2 separate regions of the Homo sapiens genome follow, and region 1 is linked to region 2. A link is a loop called in an ENCODE intact Hi-C map of the cell type or tissue named here. Cell type or tissue: ovary. All regions are shown on one strand.

Region 1 (8,000 bases), 98 kb after region 2:
CTTTCAATGGCAAGCTAAGGAATTGAGACTATTTTCTAGATAGTTACTAAAGATTTCTACTGGTAGAAATTTCTTCACATGGAAGTTTTAGTAGAAATAAAAGTGGTATATACAAGGCAGCGTCTTAAGGATCACTCTGGAAATACAGTACAAGGTGGACTGAAGAAGGGCTGGAGGCAGGGAAACTGAGAGGAGACTCAGCAGTTTAGGAATGAGGTGATGGGGACCGGTCCACAGAGGGACAGATGGATGTAACAAAGGACGTCCTAAAGGAAAAGTAAATGGGATTTGGCCATCTACTGGATGTGGAGCAATCAAGGCTCTCAATCTTCAAGTAGAGATGTATGGGAGAATGGTGTCACCATAACCAGAGGGAGGGATGATAGACGGCAGCAGGGGAGTGTATGGTCACCTATGAAGATATATCCAACAGCCATTTACAAGTCAGATGCTGAACTAAAGCCCTGGAAAGCCATCAGGAAGCACAGTGTTGAGAGTCGCCCAAAACCAAGAGCCTAACCTTGAGGGTGAATGAGATATCCAAGGAGTCCCAGATCTCAGCCTGGGGCACACTTCATAGTTAGGGGGCTGGAAGAAGCAGAAGTCAGGGAAGGGGGCAGAGAAGGAAAAGCCTCAAAAGGAAGCTAAGAATAAAGAAAGCATATATCCTGGTTACTCCAGGCTGACGTGGGAGGATTACTTGAGCCCAAGAGTTCCAGGTTACAGTGAGCTATAATTGTGCCACTGCACTCCAGCCTGGGTGTCAAGAGTGAGACCTTGTATCTATTTAAAAAAAAAAAAAAAAAAAAGATCACACATAAAAGAAAGGCAGGAGGGAGCTTTACAACTCAGTAGTACAGTATTAAATGCCCAAGGAATCAAAGTAACAGAACACAGAAAAACACACTGGATGGGGTTATTAGATCATGGGCATCAAAGCAGGTACTATGCTCAGTTTTATGTTACTGTCACTTCATTGCCTCAGTAAATATAAAAATAAATTTTATATCTGAGTAAAGTCGATACAGGATGAGCATCCCAACTTTGAAAATCCAAATCCAAAATCCAAAACACCTCTGGCCCCAGGCATTTTAGATAAGGAATTCTCAACCTGTATATGAAGAGTATATGAAATTGGCTGCTTCCCAAATTTCCCTAGTGTTGAAACCCCGGTTGACCCTCTAAATGCCAAGAGACATAGTTCAAGTCTGGTTCGTCCAACATATTCACCAAGAAGGGTCTTGAATAGCAAAGCTATTTCCACCTTCCTATCCCATGTTAACGGTAGGGTTTTGATATAAGATTCCCCTCAGCAGAAACAGGACAGAACAATGTTCCCTGGTTCTCAGTGCACATGCTGCATGTGCTCTCATTCTCTCTCTCTTCTTTTTTTTTTTTTGAGATGGAGTCTCACTGTGTCACCCAGGCTAGAGTGCAGCGGCATGATCTCAGCTCACTGCAGCCTCTGCTCATTGCTGCCTCCGCCTCCTGGGTTCAAGTGATTTTCCTGCCTCAGCCTCCCGAGTAGCTGGGATTACAGGTGTGCATCACCATGCCTGGCTAATTTTTGTATTTTTAGTAGAGATGGGGTTTCACCATGTTGGTCAGGCTGGTCTCGAACTCCTGACCTCGTGATCTGCCTGCCTCGGCCTCCCAAAGTGCTGGGATTACAGGCGTGAGCCACCGCACCCAGCTCTCTCTCTCTCTCTCTCTCTAAACAATTGATTGGACACCACACTGTCTGTGGATCCAGAAACAGAAGGGTGAGCTGATATGGAAGAAAACAGAGTCCCTGTTGTTTACTCTATAAAAACCATTCTCCTTGAAAGATGCCAATCACAACAGTATCAAGATCTGCTCAGAACCAAATAAAACACAGAAAGCTCAGGGGGTCAGCAGAGGGATGAGGACAGTGAGACTTACCAACTTTACTGAGATGAAGTCAGAAGAAAAACAATTCCTTATATCTCTGCATTGTGCAAGCTACATGCTACTCACTGTTTTCCTTCACAGCTTTCTGTGGAGACAAGATTTCCTTTTACGTCTGCCAAACATATGCCCTGTACCTATGTTGTGATCCCATTCATTCCAGCCTCTGCTCAGCTGCTGTTCCATTAGTTAATATTTTCTCTTCTGTGCCTCTTCTCTCCTTTCCTCTTGGCTCACCCCCCAAAAATAAGCAGGTAAATCTGGCTGTCTCTGTATATCTGTGTGTTTGGGGTGTATAAAACTCCACCTGCCACTGTTGGGTTTCAGGGCAGAGAGCAGAGCTAGTCAGAGCAGCATGCTTCATCTCCCTTTCAAACCTGCTCACCCAGGACCAGGGCAGGACAAATGTATCAGACAGACGAAGTTGGCCTTCAGGCCCCCTTATCCACTGCTCCTTACTCTGGTATCACCCTCTACCCCCACGCCTTTGGTTTTACCATCTACTTAACTAATTCTCTGTGACTCTAAGATTTGCCATGTTAATAGCCTCTTCAGACTCCAATGCACAGTTTCCAAGAAGCCAAAAAAGTGGCGGAGGGAAATAAGAAATATAATGCAGTATTTCAGGAACCACCACCAAATAAGAAGAAACATCTGAAAGGAAAAAAAACTTCCTTGGCATGCTGAAACCCAAATGGAAAAGACTGTCTCCCCATAAGGCCAGCTTTGCTTCCCATAGTGTCTGAGGTGTACTGCAAACAGCAGGAGTTGAAGATGGTCAGTGAAGACCCACCAATGACATAAGTCACACAGGGCACTCTGTCATTATCTCAGGGAAGGGGAGGCCAACCATTATGTCTGAGGACAGAGTCACCAAGGAGCATCTTCCTTAGGATTCTCACTCTGTAAAGCAAAGATAATGAGAACAAGTGACTGCTCAAACGTCCAACGTGGGAAAACTGGAAGATTGTTTAGTCCAACCTCCTCAGTTTACACAAGAAGAAAAGGAGATGTAGGAAAAACTTGCTCAAAGGTCACGTAACATGACGCAGGCAGAGCTGGGGTTAGAACCTCTGTTTCTTGAGTCATCATCCCAGTGCAGCCTGCTCCCACAGCACGCTGCCTCCCAACATCTGTTCCTTCACAGAGACATGTGCCTTTATAAATAATTGTTTTTAAAAAGTTACTCAGGTTACCAGACCTTTTCTGTGATCCTGTGTTCTTGTTATTGGAATCCTAACATCAATCACAAAATTATGTCACACGCTTCCTGAGGAGTGCATGGAACTGTTTGTGTAAGTGGTGTGGGGAATTCAGATCAAATATTCAGGGACTCAAAACTGAAGACAAAGACGGCCAATGCTGGAAAACGCATGTGGCTTTTTCTAAGGGGCTGAGTTCCAAGCATGTGTAATTCCACTCCCTCTACTTCCTACATTCTGATGACTGGAAATCTTGGGGTCAGTCCAAGGTCGACCTACACAAAGGGAACTCCCTAGGATAGCCTTAGAAAAACACAGCCCCTGCAACAGGTAAATTTAGGGTACATCATTCCAATAAACTGTCTTGCCTGACAAGGTTCTCTGTAACAGGTCACACAAAGGATTTATACCTTTTCCTTACTGACTTAAGAGGTAGAGAATTTATCCAGAGGGGTTTCTTAAGGTCCTATTTTAACAATACAATCAAAAGTGTTCTATTTGGCCTCACTTTTCCACACATCGTAACTGTTCACAGGAAAATAAAGTCACCCAGTCTTCTGGCTTACAAACCTCAGGCAAATTCTACTTCTCACACCACCACCTTTGCAAATGCCATATGTACTAACTGTATTGTAAGAAATATTTACATCAATCTGGCCAAGCCAAAAGGTATTTTCTTCCATAACTTTAATTAGCACTGTCTGCGTTTTTTTAAGTTGGTATTGCCTACATTTGATTTCAACTGTTAGAATTCATGTTTCCATTTCTCCCATTCATTTGTGCTTGGAAAAGGAATACCACCATAATGTGTACTATGATAAACTTTAAGATACAGACAGCTTTTCTGATAGTTGGAAATCTCTTGCAGTGTGATCTCTATAGCCAGGGTGACAAACACGGGACTAAGGGGCCTGGCAGGTAACTAAATGATTCAGGAGGGCAGCAGTAAGTTCACATATAGATCTGGACTGAGGGATAGGGGCTGTGGCCTCGTGGAGAAGGTACAACCCTTCAAAGCTTCTCATACTTACCCCATTACCACAGTGAGGAAGACTGTTCTAGTTTTGCCAGATCTTCTGACTTCTCAAAAAAGGCGATAAATTCAGAGTTTGGGGAAGTCTCAGTTTTTAAAAATGTTAACTCAAGTTCAAAACAAAACAAAATACTGAGCCCAAACATGCCTATGGGCTGCTGTACTTGGCTGCTGAGTTTCCAGTTTGCTATCTCTCCTCTATAGGAAGTGGGAATGATGCATATTCAACGACGCCTACAAAAATTACTTCAGATTGTTAGTCTCAGAAACCCACTGGTGGCCTGAGGGGACATGCAAAAAGAAGAGGAACAGGAGCAGAGATGGCAAATTATTAAGGTTTCAAGACCTTAAAAGAGACAATCAAAGTATTCAGATTCTCAGTAAAATTACCAGATTAAATCAAATAAAACCCCACCCTTTTTCCACAAAAATCAACAGAGAGTCCTGCTTTCTTTTCACCACAACCCTATTCCTCCATTTATCCCTGACGTCCTGCCAACACCTAACCAGTGGCTAGATCCTGTTTACTTCTTAGTGGAATTATCTTGATCAAGCATGTCGGCCCTTCATTCCCATCCCATTATCTTAGTGTAGAGCCTCCCCATTGCCTAGACCACAAGGGTCCCCAGCCCCCGGGCCCACAGATCTGGTACGAGGCCGCAAAGCAGGAGGTGAGTGGTGGGTGGGCGAGTGAGAGAAGCTTCATCTGTATTTACAGCTGCTCCCCATCACTCACTAACTGAGCTCTGCCTTCCATCAGATCAGTGGTGGCATTGCATTAGATCTTCATTAGAGCATGAACTCTATTGTAAACTGAGCACGTGAGGGATCTAGGTTGCAAGCTCCCTGTGAGAATCTAATGCCTTATGATCTGTCGCTGTCTGCCATCACCCCCAGATGGGACAGTCTAGTTGCAGGAAAACAAGCTCAGGATTCCCATTGATTCTGTATTACAGTGAGTTGTGTAATTATTTCATTATATATTACAATGTAATAATAATAGAAATAAAGGGCACAATAAATGTAATGCACTTGAATCATCCTGAAACAATCCCCTACCCACTCCACCACCCAGGTCCATGGAAAAATTGTCTTCCAGGAAACTGGTCCCTGGTGCCAAAAGATTAGGGACTGCTGGTCTAGACCACTGTAGTTGCTATGGCACCCCCAGACTCCAGTTTCTATCTCCTCCCACCTCACTCCAAACCTAGTCCATACTATAACACAACAACCAAAATGATTTTTCTTAAATGTATATGTCATAACCTCTCTGCAAATATGCAGGAAACTGCTAAGAGCATTTGCTTCTTGCAAGGGAACTGGCGAACATGGAGAGTGGGTTCAAGAAAGCCTTATTTTCCCCTGCATGCCCTTCTGTACTTCTTGAATTTTTATTATGTGAGAATTAATTTCTCAAAAATGTAATTTTAAAATATGTAATACCCCAGGGCTTCTAGATTAAGAAGCAAGACATCTCCCTACCCCAACCCACTGGGGCACATAAATGGACTAAAGATTCGTATAGGTCAGATGAGAGCATACTGAGAAGTAAACCACAGCAGAGCTTGGGACACATGCAGGTGGAAGGCAAGAATGGAGGTGGAAGTTGGCAGCATCTGAGATTAGACGTACAGAAACTGAAAGGAGGGTACATCTGCAAAACTGCCTGCAGGATGGTAGCTTAGCATGGCCTCCTTTTCACCAGCCTATCAGGGTGGTGGCACGGTTGGCCCCTAGTCTGAAGTCAAACATCTACCTACTCTCCAAAGGGAGCAAGTGATCTGCCAGGAGGGACTTGCAGACCCTGGTGGGGATCTCTCCTCTGGCATTGTGGGAACCTCTCCCCATCCTGCTTGCTTCACCTTGACACACCCTAAAGTGAAACCTGCTCTTTGACATACTATGCCCTCAATTTCAGAGCTCACAACCCATACTCCTAGTGAAAGAAAAGGCCAACAGGGGCAGCAGATGAGCACAAGGAGGAGGGAAGCTAAGTCAGCTGCTACACATCCTTCAGGCATCCATATGGATAGGTAAGCAAGGATGACTACATATGAAGAAAGCTGGGGAAAAAAGATAAATACGGAAAAAATGAAACCGATCCCAGAGAAGACAGAGATCATAACTCATGGAGCTAAAGCAGAAGAGAATTTTAGGGGGAAAAACATCTGAGTGTGGTCAAAGATATTAGAAAACACAAAATACATATATAAAACAAAAACATCCATATAGAAAAGATTGCATATTGAAGTTAAAAATTCATTAGAAAGGATGAAATGATAAAAGAATGATGAAATCCCCAGAAAACTGGGTGAGTGGAAGGAGGAAAACAAAAAAGTTTGGTAGGACAATTTAAGAGTAAATCCAGGAAGCCTAACATCAATCTACTGAACCCAAGTCTTCAGATTGGAAGAGCCCACAGGTGCTGAGCAGAATAAAGGAAAAAAGATTCTCATAAAATGTCACAATATCTTGATAATGAGAAAACAGAGTCTCCAAAGAAAGGTCCATCAAAGGTACGAGGGTCAGTAGCATTGATTGGTAGAGAGAAATTCTTTCAAATGCTAAGGGAAGATTATTTTAAACTCAGAATTTCATATCCAGCCAAATTACCAATTAAGCATGAGGACGGATAAGCAGAGGCTCAAAGTATACTTGCCATGTACTGTTTCTGAAAACTTACTTTATAATATACTCCAGGAAAATTAAAAATATGTCTAAGAAAAAGGAAAATAGAGTCCAAGAAAAGTAGAATTAAGCCAAGAATAAAAGGAAAATAAATGTCAGCTGTTCAGCAAGTCCTGAAAGCAGTTAGTTCATAACGCATTCAAAAAGTTTGTATAATCAAGAAAATAAATTATAGTTTTGAGAGAATGAAGACAAATATTACTTCTGTAAATGAGAAAACAGGCAATTACAAAGTCCAGTAAGAACAAGGCTATATAAGAACATCACAGCCCATACGTAAAGCAAACAAAAGTATGCCATGATCCTAAGCCACTAACCAAATGTAAAGAGAATTTGACCTAGATGCCCAGAACACCTCTGTTCAAGTGGCCTATGCTTGGTTAATAACCTAGGATTCCATCTTTATGGTGCATTTATATTTTTGATACCACTTTGAGGGAGTGGTATTGGAGCCTCTGGATCCAACCAACAAAAGCAAACCATCTCCTTGGATTTTCCCAATCTAAGAGTGTGAAAGACACTGTTAGTTCCCTGAGTAAACCTCCATTTCCAACCCTTCTCCCTTGCCTGCCTCTAAGATGTACCTTAAAAACATAAGAGTGGGCTGGGCAATCCCAGCACTTTGGGAGGCCGAGGTGGGTGGATCACCTGAGGTCAGGAGTTTGAGACCAGCCTGACCAACATGGTGAAACCCCGTCTCTACTAAAAATACAAAAATTAGCTGGGCGTGGTGGCAGATGCCTGTAATCCCAGCTACTCAGGAGGCTGAGGCAGAAAAATCGATTAAACCCAGGAGGTGGAGGTTGCAGTGAGCCGAGATTGCACCACTGCACTCCACCCTAGGTGACAAGAGCAAAACTCCATCTCAAAACAAACAAACAAACAAAAATAAGAGCTATTATTCCCCCACCCCTTTTGCAATCTGATCACAGTGAGAGCCGACATGTGAGCCAAAGTCCTCGAGGAGGTTTCCTTTATAAATAAAAAGGCCAAGTCTTGCTAAGAAGAAAGTTTTGCAATTTTTCCTTCCCTGTTTTTCCTATGAAAGCCACATATTAAGAATGATTGGACAGAAGGGTAAAAGGTCCAAAATGAATTCCATGAGTGCCTGTAGCAGCCTTTGGGATCAGAAAACTAACCCCCATATC
Region 2 (8,000 bases):
AGAGAAAAAATTTTCCATTATCCTCTTACCATCCTCTGTAAAAGCTGTCTTTGTAGGCTTAAATTTTAATAAATACCTTCCTGGTCACTTTTTAAAATCCAAGACTACTGTACATGCCAGCTTCCAATTAAATGCATTCACAATTTTCTTTTTTAAAACAAATTCTCATCAATAAGAATTGCTAATGATGGCTGGCTTTGGGTGGGTATAAATTAGAAAACATAGTCACCACCATTTTGTTGTTGTTTTTAAATATAAAAATAACTATTTTCTCTTAAAAAAAAAACACTGTAAAACAAAAAAAGCACTGAAAAAGTTTCAGTTTGGAGACCACCACTGAAACATTCTAATGCTTTCCAGTTTTTTCTATCACTATTTTATTACTTTTATAATCAGAAGGAAAATATTTTAAGTAACATTTTCATCTAAGTAAAAACTGAAAATTTTTTTATTTCAGTATGAAATAAATACTATGAAAATAGTATTAACATCCTATAGTGGGAAAAGGCACTGGTGGCCTTGCTGAGCTACTCATTTATCTTTGGGTAATCAAGTTAATCTTCAGATGCCCGTCAAATGTGAAAGTGGATGATCTTAAATACAGAGAATCCTTTCCCTCTACTCAAGCAGTCTTTGATTATGAGACATGAAAGTTTCCAAAAATTTTCCATAGGTCATTCTGGAAAGATGGCTATAGCAGCCATCTTTCCAGATATTAATTTAATACCAGCCTGGTATTAAAATTTCTCTGAATTCCCACATAAAAATAAACAAAGCACTTACACAGTAAAGCCCAAAGCTTGGAGACAAGGTGTGCCATTGAACAACAAAATACAAGCAGGTAAGAACAAACCAACATCATCCATAAGATCTGAGTGGCATCAGCTTGGGGAGAATCAGAGGAAAACAAGGCTGATGTATCTGAGAACTGGAAAACCCCTAAAAAACCAAAAGGAATTCACAGGAAAGTAAGGATGCCCAATTGGAGAATAGTAGCTAAAACTAGGAGGGGTTTTGCCTGACCAAAGAGTCAGTGCAAGGGGCCCACAGGAAGATTTGAAGAGGCTAACCTAGGCTAGTCCCTGTGAACTTTGGAGACTGCCCTCAGGACTGCCTTCCAGGAAGAGAAACTGCTGGGAGTGGAAACAAAATTGAACAGGATGGGAATAATAGAGACAAAGGAAAGAAAAGGTCCAGATAAAAGCAGGTAAAAGGAACAGAGCCAGACAGTGACAGAAAGCAGGCTGCCATTTTTGACAAGAAAACAACAGAAGGCTAGGTTCTAAACACTTTAGAAAGCCATTTTAAACCCTGCCTCCTGAAAGTTCAAGGAAATTATTTTTCACATGAAAATGAAAAACAGAAAAATACTGACGTCAAATCCCATACAAAGTTATACAAAACAAGGGCAGAACATCCTTATAAACCATAAAAGCATGCCACAACACAGAACAAAAACAAAATCCCCCAAACAAAAACACTCCAGATAATAGCCTACTATTTCAAAATAAACTAAAAGACATGAGACAGAAAAGAACGTTAGGAATTAGAAAAATTCAGAAGTGAGAAGAGTTAGAAATAAAATGAAAATGCATTTCAGTAATGATGACTACACTGGAAGGCAAAAAAGAAAGGCTAAAAACAACACATAATACCCCAAGAGAAAAGGAAAAGAAAAAATTAAATTAAAAAAGATTTAAAATATTTAAGATAGTAACAGATAAAGATAGGCAAAGATGATGTAACATACAAATGATAGAAGTCCTTGAAAAATCAAAGCAAAGGAAGAAAATTAATATTAACAAGATAATTAAAAGGCCAGGCACAAGGGCTCATGCCTGTAATCCCAGCACTTTAGAAGGCCAAGGCAAGAGGATCACTTGAGCTCAGGAGTTCAAGATCAGCCTGGACAACATGGCGAAACCCCATCTCTACAGAAAATACAAAAATTTAACTGGTAGTCCCAGCTACTTGGGAGGCTGCGGTGTGAGGAATGCTTGAGCCTGGGAAGTTGAGGCTGCAGTGAGTCATGATCGTGCCACCGCACTCCAGCTTGGGTGACAGAGCAAGACTCTGCCTCAAGAAAAACAAAAAGGTAGCCATTCGGAAGGAATCCCTCGGTAGGCACCTTGGACTTCGTAGCTTCTGGAACTGTGAGAAATAAGTGTTGTTTAAGCCACAAATCTATGGCATTTGTTACAGCAGCCAGAGCAGACCAAGACAGAGTATTTGCTGATAAAGCTGTAATTTGTTTTGTGGGAATTTCTGTACTCATGTTTTATCTTAAGATTAAATATTTAAAACAAAAAACAAAAGCAAACTAAAAACCTTTCCAGATCCCTTACCTGTGCCTTGGCCAATTTCTTTTCCAGAAGGTCCCGTTCCCTCTCTGTTTGCTGGAGACGTTTATTAAGTTCCACTATATCTCCCTTTAGTGATGCCAGGGCTGCTGAATGGAGCTGTGGTGACAGAAAGGAGGAGATTAGAGTATTGTAGCAGAGATGTATTTCCTTCCCTTCATTCCCGCAACTAGTATAACCAAATAAAAAGCCTATCATCCAAAAAGCAACACTTTTGAGAATGAAGGTAAGTGTTATGAGTTTTGGGGACAACAGGCATAAGTCAGGTGTGCTACCAGCAAACTGGGTTATATGGTCACCCTAAATATTATGTGTGGGACATGGGACCTAATTTTGCATGGTATAATCAGGCCAGAGAACAAAACTTCTCTTTCCAATGGCTTTCCCCAAGCTACTCAGTGAGGATGAGCCTGACAGCTGAAGTGGAGCTGCCTGATTCTAATCATGAGAGTCAAGAAAATCAGAACCATATTAATTTTCACCTTCGGAAAATATGAAAGCTGAATAGGGCAATTTGGATTTCTGGAATCCAGTCATCTAAATTGCTGCATATGTGACAGGCAGACAGGCACTGAGCATTAAGGGGAAAAAAGCAGCAGAGCTCATTTTTTAGATGGTCTCCTTGTACAGTTGACCCATTTATTTTCTTGTTGGGTCTTCCCTCCTCTTTGCCTCCCCACTTCCCCCGAAAGGCTGTACTGGCCAGACAGATGCTTATGTGCTAGCAGGCCCTCTTTCAGGAGCAGCACCAGAACTCTGACAAATGACGCTGTGAAAAGACAAACCAAGGATCAACTGAGGTATCTTTCTGCAGCCATTTCTCTGGGTTAACTGGAGTTAGAAAGAATGTTCTTCAAAAGATTAACAGGAGGCCCCACGTACATCCAGAATCTCCATCTGTTCAACTTCCAAGTTCTAAAGACTGGACTTTGGCTGCACACACACCTACCACACATGTGCCTTCTGTGATTTTCAGGCCGACGGATGGAACTATTTTTAAGACCCGTTCAACACACTGGTCCCAAAGCAACACCCTGAAACGTCCTTTGAAACCTTGAAACTTTCCATTCCAGGTGGAGCTCAGACCATCCCCTCACTGAATTCCATACTACATTTGGGTGAACAACTGGAATTAGAACAAACCAACCCCTGGCTTTATAGGCTTTTTGTAGTCTTTGCCAAGAAGGATTTCAAGTAAGAAGTGAGCAAATACATTTGATCTTTAAAGATGGACACAGGACGATGGTACGTAACTCAACTTTGAAGATTCTCATTTGAGGCTTAGAAAAATGTGCTTTTCTGCAACCTGCCCTCCACACACAGCATGTTGGCTGGCAGGCTTCAGGGTGAGGGTGGGGTGGGTGTTGAGTGAGGGAGAAGCAGATATAAGGCAGAGTGTGGGGTTTCAAAGCAGTTGTTTTTGTTAGACTCTAATAGCAGTAAATGTGACTTCACTTAATCGCATCGGAGCAGCAAACCAACAGATCAATAGCCGATTTGAAATCAGGAATGCTTAAAATTAAAAAAAGAAAATGTCAGGCAATCTGGCAGTATTTGTCTTCTGATGTAGGGCTAGGGTGGCTTGGAAAAGGTCACTGTGGGTTTCAGATACAACGTTTTGTGTGACGACTTCTCAGTACAAATACCACAGTGTTCCCGTTGTATAGTCTTGTTGAGATTGTTTTGTTTGGTGGAAGGGGAACGAATTCACTCCCTTTGATGGTTGGTTGCCCCCTCAGCCTTTGAACTGTCAGTCTGAGGATTTTTCTTCAGCATCTGACACTGTGGCATGTTACGCTATTATACCAACTCTTGAGAAAGGATTTGCCACCTCACCTCCGGCGAAAAGGATAAAATACGTGAGAGCTGACATGTTCTTGAAGAAATTGAGGAGTGGGGATAAGGATCCCAGCTCTGTTAGCCTAGACTTGCTTCCTTCCTCATTATATCTCCCCTCCTACTTCTGGGGGAAAGGGCTGCTTGAAGGGGTTGGGGGAGGCCTGGAGGGAAAAGCTGAGAGAATGCTGCATGCTCCCCCACAGACTCCATGAACTGGGCCAGATGGAGACACACACAGAGTACTTACTTCCATCACAGACTTGGAAGAGGGGTCCAGGATGGGTCACTATCATGGGGGAGAGCACCGGGCTTAGAGTGATAATACCTTCTGGCCTACCAGCTCTCCAGATTTCCAGGAAGAGCTGTCAGATGCCCAAGGGGGCAGGTCCCTTCACTTCTCTGGATGGAAGGTGCCTATGTATGAGGTGAGAACAGATTCCTTGAGAATCTCATGAATGCAATGGACCCTTCTACTAGGGCAGAGATGAGTTTGGGATGCATGCATATTTTCCACCCAATTATGGTGATGACACACTCTGGAATCTATCTATGGGCCCCTCAATAAGAAACATCTGGACTTGATGTCAGCTCTGTGACCCCACATCAGTTTCAGAGACTGTCTCATGTGTCATCATCACAGATGTCTGAGTGGGGAAAAGAACTTTGGTACTGATGTCCCCGACTCCATAACTGCAGGTTAGGATCTGGAATCCAGAGACTGACTTGCTTACTCAAGGTCTCACAGTCAGCTGAGCACCAGGGCCAAGGCCACAGCACTCTTTTCTGGCTCTCTGGTATTGTACATGACAGAGTTTTCAGTTTGTTACTTGGATGAAAATTTTACTTAACATATCTTCTCTGATTATAAAAGTAATAAAATTGCAACAGAAAAATAAACCAGAAAGAGCATTCTCATGTTTTAGTGATGGGCTTTGGGTGGTTTTAAGCTGTTTTTTTGTTTGGGTACTTTTTGTTTAATGAGCATTTTTTCCTGAGTTATTTCTGTATTAAAGACACAATAAAATAAAGTGACTGTTTTCTGCATATGCAGGCTATAGCATAAATATTGTACAGGGTTATTTTGCTTCCTTGCTGCAGTCTGTCCACCAACTCTTCTGACAGAAGGAAAACCTGTAACAATGAGGTAGAATAAAATATGTCTCTTACTGTTACTGACAATTACTCCGCAGAGGCTACAACTAGAGAGAGCAGAAGTTGGAGTGGGGGAAGCCACCAACCAGCCATAAGCCACACTGCCTAGAATTGGCTGACAGACCACTCCTTGACCTCCTGGACGGAGTAGGTGAGGAGAGGAGTGGACTTCCCACCACAAGTTTGAGTGCTGGACACTCAATCTCTGTGCGTTTGAGTTCAGTGGCACTCCCTGTCCCACTGCATCATCAACTCAAGTCATCAAAAGCTGACATAACCTCCCCTCTTTTGGGGTTTCACCAGTCTCTGGCTTATTGGTGGCATTCCTGCAAATTCAAAAGCTAGAGTGTTTGTGAGCGATGCTACATGAAGGAATTTGTGTAGTTGTGTGTTGGCAAGCATGAAAAAATTAGTTTAGAGGTCCCTCTAGGCAGTTAAAACTTTTTTACTGAAATATAATATTTATACATATTTATGGGGTACATGTGATATTTTGATGCATGCATACAATGTGTAATGATCAAATCAGGATATTTAAAATAACCATCATCACAAACATTTTTCATTTCTTTGTGCTAGGAACATTTCAAATCTCTTCTAGCTATTCTGAAATATACATTATTGCCAGCTATAGTAACCCTACTGTGCTACAGTAGGAGTTATTTCTTCTAACTGCATGTTTTTACCCATTAACCAACCTCTCTCTTCATCCCTCCCCCACTATCCTCACATTCTTCCCCACCTCTGGTATCTATCATTCTATTCTCTATCTCTGTGAGATCAACTTTTTTAGCTCCCAGTATGAGTAAGATCATGTGATATTTGTCTTTATGTGCATGGCTTACTTCACTTAACATAATGACCTCCAGTTCTGTCCACACTGCTGCAAATGACAGGATTTCACTCTTTATTATGGCTGAATAATATTCCACTGTGCATATGTACCACACTCTGTATATCCATTCATCTGCTGATGCACACTTAGGTCGATTCCGTATCTTGGCTATTGTAAACAGTGCTGCGATAAACATGGGGATACAGGTGTTCCTGTAATAAGCCGATTTTCTTTGCTTTGAACAAATACCCAAGTAGTGGGATTGGATCATATGGTAGTTCTATTTTAAGGGTTTTTTTAGGAACCTCCACACTGTTTTCCATAATGGTTGTCCTAATTTACATTCCCACCAACAGTGTATAAGAGTGCCTCCGGGTGATTTTTTAAAGGACTACCAGTGGGTTTAAATCTTGGAAAGATAAATGTACTAAAGCAACCAAAATTGTCAAGTATGTATAAATGGGAAATTATATTTATGCCAATTTTTGGGATCCCTTTAATCATATTCTGGTTTCTGAAATGGCCTCTAACTTGAGAGATTCAGACATATGAACTATGAAGTATGATGAAAAGAAAATGTTCCATGAACCAAAGAGAAAGAAAATACATGCTGTTTAGAGTCTGTGCTAGTGTCTTCCTCAACACATATTTCTCTTCATACTCAGGAGTCAGATGCTGATTTTTAGCTGGTCATATTTCTGCTCAGCGAAAATATTCCAGTTCCCATCCTTCAGTGTAGTTTGCGCTAGGTATAGCCATGTGACAAAGTTCTGGCCAGTGCGATGTAAGCAGAAATACTGTGTGAGAGGTATGGGAAAATCTTTTTGAGAGGGCACATCCTTTTTCCTTTCATCCATCCTTGCTGTTTGGTATCTTATGTGATGGATGGAGCTCTAGCAGCCATCTTGTGCTACAAAGCTGAGACTCTAGGGAGCAGAAAGGTGCCTCAGTCCCTAGCAACTTTGTGGAGCCACCCCACCAGTTTTGGACCACCTAACCCCAGACTTCTGTTACAGAACTGCAAGAAATAAACCTCTGTTATACAAAGCGCTATGAAGTTGAGAGTTTCTGGCAAATGAAGCTGATCTAATCCTAATTCACAGAATCAGATAAAGCTGGGTTCAAATCTTATCTATGCCACTTGTTGGTGGACTGTCTTTGCACAATTTAATCCCTTTTGTTGTAGGGCTGTGTCAAGACAAATGATGGCATCCAGAAAGTGACTAGCAGGGTGGCTGGAACCAGGTAAGCACTCAACAAACGGGTTTGTTTGAAGTCAACAACCTTCTCAGGCAGACCAAGCCCCATCAGAGGTGCTAGGGACACTCAGACTAGGAAAACAGTCCTGTCCTGGAGAAGCGTTATCACCTGGTAGATAGCACAGGACTAAGAAGCCAATAGCTGCGTTGCCAGATTCTGCTGAAATCCTAAGGCTTAAGGAGCTGACAGCCAGGGCTCTTAGTTCTCTGTGAAATTTTAACATGAGGCCTAAACGAGGTTGGATAGAACCCTGACACTTTGTATACAAATCTGGATCTAGTGCATGAAGGATATAGATCCACACATTCCTCACATTTCTGGAGATAAAAGGCCCTAATTCCCTAGGCTGTTTTGAGCCCTGCTTCACATTCATTTTACAGTGTGTATCCAAACGAAACTAAACCACCTGGACATTTGGCTGCAAGCTAACTGTCAAAATGGTTATTTTTGGATAAAACATAACTTGAGTAAAATAATTTCACTGTTCAACTGACTCTAAGGACAAGCCCTCTTAGCCTCTGAGAGGAAAGGTGTCCAGCCCCCCTGAGCCCAGG

What was found. Peaks named below come from ENCODE experiments on the same cell type or tissue, not always from the same donor. Only the 100,000 strongest peaks of a DNase experiment are listed, where the experiment ranks them.
Region 1: it touches region 2 in a loop (4-fold over the local background); 3 of 110 quality-filtered maps call a loop at or near these places.

Annotation. Positions count from the first base shown.
Region 1 is chr5:113,247,447-113,255,446 of GRCh38, forward strand. The region is part of intron 3 of MCC (MCC regulator of Wnt signaling pathway); the gene reads right to left. Among named protein-coding and RNA genes, the nearest start is that of TSSK1B, 180 kb to the right of the region's middle. In ovary, no CTCF peak of the experiment used is centred here; DNase peaks (open chromatin) are centred at 3,015, 3,318 and 7,834; H3K27ac peaks cover 6,781 bases.
Region 2 is chr5:113,148,964-113,156,963 of GRCh38, forward strand. It overlaps MCC (MCC regulator of Wnt signaling pathway), which reads right to left. Exons shown (of 19, transcript NM_001085377.2): 4 at 2,346-2,459. Among named protein-coding and RNA genes, the nearest start is that of DCP2, 180 kb to the left of the region's middle. In ovary, no CTCF peak of the experiment used is centred here; a DNase peak (open chromatin) is centred at 4,960; H3K27ac peaks cover 7,828 bases.